2 separate regions of the Homo sapiens genome follow, and region 1 is linked to region 2. Evidence: read pairs that join two places in POLR2A ChIA-PET (ENCODE). Cell type or tissue: HepG2. All regions are shown on one strand. Links, peaks and the distances in the headings refer to the core of each region. The heading gives the core; the rest is flanking DNA. Region 1 overlaps BDH1 (3-hydroxybutyrate dehydrogenase 1). Region 2 has its middle 67 kb from the start of DLG1.

Evidence for each region. Peaks named below come from ENCODE experiments on the same cell type or tissue, not always from the same donor. Only the 100,000 strongest peaks of a DNase experiment are listed, where the experiment ranks them.
Region 1: POLR2A ChIA-PET joins it to region 2 with 9 read pairs; 3 of 35 experiments call an interaction of 5 or more read pairs at or near these places.

What each region holds. Positions count from the first base shown.
Region 1 is chr3:197,518,597-197,522,978 of GRCh38, forward strand. BDH1 (3-hydroxybutyrate dehydrogenase 1) reads right to left here. Exons shown (of 8, transcript NM_203314.3): 6 at 4,044-4,185. Among named protein-coding and RNA genes, the nearest start is that of LINC02012, 11 kb to the left of the region's middle. RefSeq lists enhancers at 2,216-2,921, 2,922-3,627. In HepG2, for the core only: a CTCF peak has its summit at 1,477; a DNase peak (open chromatin) is centred at 2,315; H3K4me3 peaks cover 1,609 bases.
Region 2 is chr3:197,362,995-197,367,376 of GRCh38, forward strand. No RefSeq gene overlaps it. Among named protein-coding and RNA genes, the nearest start is that of DLG1, 67 kb to the left of the region's middle. RefSeq lists an enhancer at 904-1,472. In HepG2, for the core only: no CTCF peak of the experiment used is centred there; DNase peaks (open chromatin) are centred at 957, 1,457 and 1,857; H3K4me3 peaks cover 1,052 bases.

The sequences.
Region 1 (4,382 bases), core at 208-4,207, 160 kb after region 2:
TCACTTCCTGCTCTATGGTCTCCATCCCCCCTCAGGCCGACCCCCCCCATCAGTCACTTCCTGCTCTATGGTCTCCATCCCCCCTCAGGCTGACCCCCCCCATCAGTCACTTCCTGCTCTATGGACTCCATCCCCCCTCAGGCCGACCCCCCCCCATCAGTCACTTCCTGCTCTATGGACTCCATCCCCTCCTCAGGCCGACCCCCCCCATCAGTCACTTCCTGCTCTATGGTCTCCATCCCCTCCTCAGGCCGACCCCCCTCATCAGTCACTTCCTGCTCTATGGTCTCCATCCCCCCTCAGGCTGACCTCCCCGCCCCATCAGTCACTTCCTGCTCTATGGTCTCCATCCCCCCCTCAGTCACTTCCTGCTCTATGGTCTCCATCCCCCCTCAGGCCGACCCCCCAATCAGTCACTTCCTGCTCTATGGTCTCCATCCCCCGCTCAGGCACCCCCCATCAGTCACTTCCTGCTCTATGGTCTCCATCCCCTCCTCAGGTGGATCCCCCCATCAGTCACTTCCTGCTCTGTGGTCTCCATCCCACAGCATGGTAGGCCAGGCCTTTTCCAAGCTTCTCCCTTACTCCTCCACATATGTTCTGCTGCCTGTCAGCCTGCGAGCAGCTTGTGTTGAAATTCTTCCCATGCTCTTGTAGTGGTCTGATCCAGGCATGAGTGCTGGACGGCTCAGAGCACTCTCCCACTTCACAGATGGGCAAGCTGAGACCCACACAGGGGGCAGGTGCAAGCCCAAGATCACATTTCTAATAAGTGAAGCCCAGGTCAGGCGTGGTGGCTCAGGCCTATAATCCCAGCACTTTGGGAGTCCAAGGCAGGTGGATCACCTGAGGTCAGGAGTTTGAGACCAGCCTGGCCAACCTTGTGAAACCCCTTCTTTACTAAAAAAAAAAAAAAAATTAGCTGGGCATGGTGGCAGGCGCCTGTAATCCCAGCTCCTCGGGAGGCTGAGACAGGAGAATCACTTGAACCCGGGATGTGGAGGTTTCAGTGAGCCGAGATCGCACCATTGCACTCCAGCCTGGGCGGCAGAGTAAGACTCTGTCTCAAAAAAATTAATTAATTAATTAATTAATGTTGACTGACTGACTGGTAAGTGATGTGCCAAGATCAGGCCATGCCCACGGCCTGCTCTCGGGCCCACTGGCTCGGTGTCCCCTGGGGTGGGGACAGGGAGGGCTGGTCCCAGGCTCCAGATGTCCTGTCCCTCAGCGTCCTGCGGGGGTCGGGGCCGGTGGCAGATGGCTCTGTGGCTCTCACCAGACAATCTCCTTCATCTCGCCCCCGTGGCTGGCTCCCCGGGCTTTGGCAGCAACTGTTCCACAGAGCCAGGCTGCAGGGCGTCAAACTCGCCAACCAAATGTGCCCCCCCGGTGGAGAAGGGGAAGAGGACCCTTCTGACATGTCCTGCATGGGGTGTGGGTCGGTGGCGGCCACTGCGGGTCGGAACGCTCTGGGAGGGTGCTCCCTGGAGTTCACAGCCGGCATTGCCTGAGGGGGAATTGCCAAGGCAAGGCCAAGACATGGCAGAGTGGCAGAGTGTGGAGGGGAAGCAGGGAGAGGGAGGAGAGGGAGACGGGAAGAAAGCGAGAGCAGGAGATGGGGGACACGCCACTGCATATCTGACGGATGTACTGTTTTCTTCAGACCTAAAAGTCTTCAAATCCTTTTCCAAAAAAAAAAAATGCAGTATCGGTTAAGGAAGTTGATGGTGAGAGGTTCATCCAGCCCTCCGGAATGCCCGGCGTGGGAAAAGCAGCAGGGAAAGGTCTGCGCGTCAGGCTGGTGCTGGGGTTGGAGCCCAGATCCCCGGGCAGGGGGTGAGTGCCTCCCCTCTGTGTGGGCCGGGGCCCACCCTGCCTTGTAGGTTAGGCTGCCTGGCCAGTCCAGTACAGACAATGGAAGTGATTCTGCCCCAGAGTCAGGGGGGCAGGGGACGAGGACCGCCAGCCTGAGCAAGCCGGCCTGGTGCGTTCTCTGCTTGGGTCTCCGGTGATGACGCCTTTCCACGGGCATTTTAGATCACCACAAAACCCACGCTATAATCAAGTGGCTTTATGGTGCCGATGCAGCTGTTTTCCTGCCCAGTAGTTTATGAAGGAAAATATAGCAGCTGCCCAGGGAAGGTGGGAGGGAGGAGAATTTACCGCCAGGGAAGGGCGAAGCAGGCTGCAGGTTCTGAGCCGGTAATCACCCCAGCGGGACCCATCCTGCCTTTTCTTAATGGGCTGGCTCTGCCTGTTAATTATTAAACAGATGTTCAGCGAGAACAGAGAACAGAGAGGCCTGTGAATGGCCTGTTGGGAGGATGGGAGCGACAGTGGGCTGATGAGGTGGCACATCAGAGACAGGCAGAGGAGCGGCATCACCGACAGCCACACACGCAGCCTCTGAGGCAGCTGCTGTGACAGACAGCACATCCATCTGGCTGATACAGGCTCAGCAGAGCTCCCCGCATGGGATCTGGTCACTCCTGCCTTTTCCGCCTCCTTCCCCAGCCACTGAAGTAGCTGCTCCTGAGAGCTGCCCCACCCCATTCTGAGGGAAAGCAGAGGCCTGAATGACGCACACCCTTTCTGCCTGGGCTGTCAGGGAGCTCAAAGGTAAACTTCATAGATTCGCTTCTCCAGATGCTGCTGGGCGGCCCGGCTCCAGGGAGCTCCATCCCCCACTGCTGTATTCTACATGAATGGCACCCCGAGGTTGCAGACAGAGCTCCTCCCACAAGGCCCTCCACTGGCTGAACTGGAAGGATATTTTAGTCCTTATGCTACTGGAACTTTCTGTAGCTTTTGACCCTGTTGGCTACTGGTACTGCCCTCTCCTCCAAACTTTCTGTTGTTTAGCCTCTGGGGAACTGTATCCAACCTCTCTGACAGCTGCCTCTCCCCCTCCTCTGATCCCCGAACACTCACATTCCCAGGGGTCCCTCTGTGCATCTCCCCGACTCCCAGTGTCACCTGCCGTGGGCACCTGCTCTTCTAGCCTGGACATTCCCTCAGGGTGGGCGCTTCAGTGTCTCCCTATCTCCCCACCTGCTCCTGCAGTGCGGGGCACCAGGTGTCCAGGACAGAGACTTCGCGCCTCACCTCATCCCCACATCCAAGTCACCAAGTCCAGGCAGCTTCGCCTTCTCAACACTCCTCGCACCTGACCCTTCCTGTTTCCCAACACCTACCACCCTAGTTCCGGAGTCCAGAACCCATGTTTAACTCCCGCTTTGAATCCACCTTCACATTGCCACTGCCATCCTCAGAGGGAGATTCACAAGTCTCACAATGACCAGGCCATTCCCTCAGGATGACCCCTTCAGTGGCTCCCCAGTGCCATTGGGAGACCAGCCATGTTCCCTCGCCTGGGATCCAAGACCTCCCTCCCCAACCTCCTTTGCTGCCACCCCCTCTGCGTGACCTGACCCATGACTCATATTGAGGTGCCGGCTAATCCCACCACTTGACCAACAGCCCCCGCTACCCTCCCCGTGCTCCTCGAAGCTGTGGTTCCTGCTCTCCCCTCCTCTTGGAACAACCATATCTGCTCTCTGCCACAATCTGCCTTAACTGGCCTATTTCCACTGCGCCCCCATGGCTGGACTGACCCCTCCTTCCTGTGCTGCTCTGCCTCTCTCAATGCACGGCTCCCTGATTTTGAACTCAGTCCTCCGGCTGAACTATGAGGTCCTGGGGACAGAATGTGCCTTGACCATCTTTGTGTCCCTGGCACCCAACCCAGCTCCTGGGCCAGAGGGGGCATCAATGGGCATTGGCTGAACTGACCTGAATCAGTGCGTAGCCACCTAGCACTCCGTGAACTCTGAAATCACCTCCTGACTGTATTTTTCCATTGCCCTATTGCACGTGTATGTTTAGTGTAATCCTCTTCCTCCTACTGTGCAGGAGGAAGAGCCTAAACAATAAGGAAGGGAGTGTGGTGGCAGGATGCCAGCCAGTGGAAGGTGGTGTTCGGCAAGTGCCCCTTGGAATGGCCCCATACACAACCCCTGCCGTCCGAAGGGGCGCCCTACCTTTCTCAGGGTCCTTCAGGCTCGAGCGGACAATCTCCACCACTTTCTCCACCTCTTCGCTGCTGCAGACATTGAGCTGGACGGTTCTCAATCGGTCACTGTTTAGGCTGTCCAGCTCCTTGACCCCATCATGGCCTTTGTCCTGGGGAGGAGAGAAGAGCTGCTTCTACCTCCTTCCTTCCCACCCTGAGGCAGACCCTGAGGACTCCTGTCAAGGCAGGAGCTGGCCTCAAGTCCCAGCCAAAGCCTCAGGCATACTGGCAACTGCCCATGGGCCTGGCCCACCAGCATGCGGTTCTTTTTAATCCTGAGCACTGATGACCTATCAAGCATCAAGCT
Region 2 (4,382 bases), core at 253-4,252:
TTAGCCTTCAGACTACTTTTCATTCCTGTTCTCTCCTCTCCATCTCCCCCGCCAGCACTCTACTGCATTAGAGGGCCTCATCGTCACTGTTGCAGGAGAGGCCTTATGGGTGTCTTGCTTTGTTAAAGATTTAGTGGAAAAGAAGGAATGGAGCTTGGAAAGGCCTGTTTTTGTTTGTTTGTTTGTTTTTTGTTTTGTTTTGTTTTGTTTTTCCAAGGACCAGTCTGGGAAAGATTGGTCTTGTAGAGAAGGAAATCGGGCATCTGCGAGGAAGCCAGACACAGGAGAGTGACTTCACGACCAGGAGGTCTTTTCTGAGAGCAAGTCATCTGAGCAGTTGCCAGGGAGAGTGAGACTCCCTAGGGGTCTTCTCGTCTTTTCCTGCTGCTCAGCAGCTCTCCTCTCACCCCTAGAAATCAAACCCTACTCTCCTAACATTTATTCATGCATTCACTCAAGTAACACTTCCTGAGCCTTTACCTTGCCTAGGGCCCTGGGTTGGACTCAGTCATAAAGGACCCAGAGATTAATAAGAGGTGTATCCTGCCCTCTCAGAGCAAATGATACAGTTGGGAAAGGTAGGTGTGTTGTTGGGAGACCAGGGCTCCCCAGAGAAGCAGGCCTCATTTTCTTCTGCCTCTATCTTGCCCCGTCAAAAGGAACCCAGTGAACTCAGCAGGAACACTGACTGCCACAGCAGGAACCTGAGGGAAAAGGTATGGTCTCGGGGCTGAAAGGCAGAAGGAAAATGCGCAACCTGTGCAACTGTTCCTAAAGACCCTGCTGCTGACGCATGCAGAGAATTGACCCTGAGCTGCCTGGAAGAGCAGAATCAAAGTGGTGGGAGGCTATGAGGAGGGAAGTCAGGAGCCAACGCTCGAGGGGAATCAAATCCAAGTGACTCTCGCCGACCTGTGGTCAGAAAACCAGCCCAGGAGTCAGAAGCTGGGAACAGGAAGAAGGCAAAGAATGGCAAAGAATGTAATAACATGGGCAATAGGAAATGCTTAGCTGGGAGTATTAAGGGCGTTTCTTATGGGGTTTGACTTCCTGGTGCAGACAAATGAGTGAGGCAAGAAAGGAATAGCTTATTGTGGAGGGGCTATTTTTTCTGTTTCTTCTTTTCTTACCTACAAATCTGTAGGGCAACAGGGGGCAGAAGCCGAATCAATAGTGGAAGTTACAGGGGTCTAATTGCAGCTAAACAAAAAGAGGAGATTGCTAGAACAACCACAGCTCCCTCACAATGAAGAGGCTCTCGGGGCCCGTCAGCTCTGTCATTCCTTTAAAGTGCTCAGACAGAAGCTGGGTAGCTCCCGTCAGGGATGGCGTGTGGTGGGGGAGTCAGGGGGCTGCTGATCATGGGCTCTGAGGGGATTCCCACTCTTACATTGCATTGAAGTGGGTTTTTGTTTGTTTGTTTCAGACACGGTCTTGCTCTGTCATCTAGCCTGGAGTGTAGTCACGAGATCAAGGCTCACTGCAGCCTTGACCTCCCAGGCTCAAGTACTCCTCCCACCTCAGCCTGCCAGGTAGCTGGTACTATAGGCACAGGCTCCCATGCCAGGTTAATTTTTCTTTTTTATCTTTTGTAGAGACGGGGTCCCACTGTCTTGCCCAGGTTGATCTAGAACTCTGGGGCTCAAGCGATCCTCCTGCCTCAGCCTTTCAATGTGTTGGGATTACAGGCAGGAGCCACTTTGCCCAGACACGTTAGAGTTTTGAGTGCCGTGTTTGACACAGTCTCACAGGATCGTCAGAGGTCTGTTCGACAGTTTGATGGCAGGGCCAGACTCAATAGGTGCTTAGAGTATGTGTGTGAATTCTTCTTAGTCTTTGATCTAGTTTAGCAAACATTTCCCTCTGCCCTTTCTCAGATCTCCAGCCTAATGGAGCACAAACAAGCTAGGGATGAGGGTAGAGGGCTGGGTGGCTGAGAGTCATCTCCATGCTGGCACCTGGCCCAGGGCATCAGGCTGGAAGTGTTTCCCATGTGCCGTAGTGGGAAGTAGTGGGAGGGTAAGGCTGGAAAGCACTGTCTAGAGAAGCTGTTTAGTTGCATCTCTGTCAGGACCACAAGCCCACAAAATGCCTTTGCATGGACTAGAAAAAGCACCCTTCTCACCGCCATATGGACACAGCTCATTTTGACTCAATGAGAGGAGGAGGTCTGGATTTCAATTCTTACTTGCCACTTCTCGTGCAGTAGATAACCTGCACAACGGTACTCAGTGGGCCCTGTCCACCATCCCACTGTCCCCTCCAATCTGTGTTCCTCCATGTGCTACAATCTCAGGACTGGACTTAAAGGAGAGCTGGAGCAATGAATAAGAATGAACGGGAGGCTCCAGGAATTGTTCCTTCTCAGAAATCAGCCATCTAGAAGGCACAAAGCCACACTAAGTCAGTGTCTAATATTAAGACTGCTATCTCTGCTTTTCTGGGCCTTTCCCAGAGCTGCCGAACACAGGGGAGGCTGAGGATAGAGGGATCCCTTCCAGGAACAAATTCCCAGATGCCTTCTTCCCTCACTAGTCCATTAAATGCACTTGCCCCTTTACTTCTACTGAAATACTTACGTGTTAAATAGCTTTCATTTATGTATAATATAGAGCTTCAATATCTGTCCATAATTTTATTCTGTCCTAAATTTCAAGTTCCTATAAAGTGCAGACTCTGCAATACATGAGTAATCGTGCTCAGTAACATGCCTGACAACTTGCCATTGGTGCTTTTAAATGATAATGATGATGGTGAAGCTCAAATTCCTCACCCTGTCATTCCATACCTTCCATCATCCAGCCCCGTAACCGACTCCCCTTCCTACCCCCATCATTTAGTTTCAACATCCTATATAACAGCCAAACTGGCCTGCATTCCTTAGACATCCCATCTCTGCTGTCTTAAGCTGTTTCTTTTATCTGCATATCCCTTTCGCCTTTCTTCTCTCCCTGAGTGTCTAAATCCACTCCTGAGTGTTTCTCTGGAGGGTCAACTCTAATACTGTTCCCCATGATATCCTTCCAGATTCCTTGTGCAGGAATGACCTGGTGTCTTTGCTCTCCCACGATTCTTCATTTCAACTTTTTTTTTTTTTTGAGACAGAGTCCTGCTCTGTCGCCCAGGCTGGAGTGCAGTGGCATGATCTCGGCTCACTGTGATTTCAAGTGATCCTCCTGCCTCAACCTCCTGAGTAGCTGGGATTACAGGCACCCGCCACCACGCCAGGCTAATTTTTGGATTTTTAGAGAGATGGGGTTTCTCCATGTTGGCCAAGCTGGTCTCAAACTCCTGACCTCAAGTGATCCACCCGCCTTGGCCTCCCAAAGGCCTGGGATTACAGGTGTGAGCCACCGCGCCTGGCCATTTCAACTTTTTATGGATAGAATTACATTTTCCCTTGTATCGTTGCTCTCTGAGCAAGTGACTGCTTCCCCCGGTAATCTGGGGCTCTGAGAGAAGAGGTTGTGTCTCTTCCACCTTCCTCTCTATAGGGTTCACCCCAGGGCTGGGCACCTGGTATTTAGTTCTGTGACCTGGACAAGTCCCATCCCTGCTCGTCAGTTAAGTGAGGGGTTGCATGAGATAATCTGTAAGGTGCAGGGTGGCTCTCTGGTCTGTAGCTCGCTAAATGCTCACTGAATGAATACAAGGTTGGAAGAGGGCAGCCCCCATCAGAGGAGGGAGCACTGGAGGATTTGCTATTTATAGAAGCCTGAAATTCTTGGATTGCCAAGAAGTTGGAAATTCAAACTGGTTAGTCCTGTGTACCAGATTTTTCTCTTCTCGTGAATGGGAATGGCATTAAGTGACTCAGAGTAGTTGGCACAAGGACACAATCTCTGTTCTTCAAAGTTGGCACTAAGAGCTCCTCCTGCGGTTCCCCTTCCTCTCCTCGAGCAGCAAAGGCGTGGTCCACAATGCCCACCCTGTGGGGTCTAGGGGTGCCCGGCTTGCTGACCTCCAGGCCCCCTCTGTGGCGAGGTTTGGACTGCATACATGGTGCAGGCCCCTCATCACTGGAGCTGCCAGGACAGCACTGGAGACCCTAAGCCAATACCTATTTTTGGCAATAATTATCAAGCATTTGTAAAAGCCCGGGTATGCTGGCAAATCTTTTTAAAATAAGAGCTTATTGTCTCCTCAGATTCCTGGCAGTGACCCAGCACGGTACAGTAGCTGTGATTCAAAGTGTGTAGGCACCCAGGGCCTGCGATGAGTCTTGGCAGCTGTTTAGTTCTCCCTCCTTGAACCCAGAGGGTCACAGCCACCGAGAGGAGGCATCCACACCCCATTCCCTCAGTCTTCCAGAATGCCACTGTGACCACATAGCTGCGGGCTTCTCTGCCTTGTAGACACGGGCAACCATCAAGGCCAAGGCA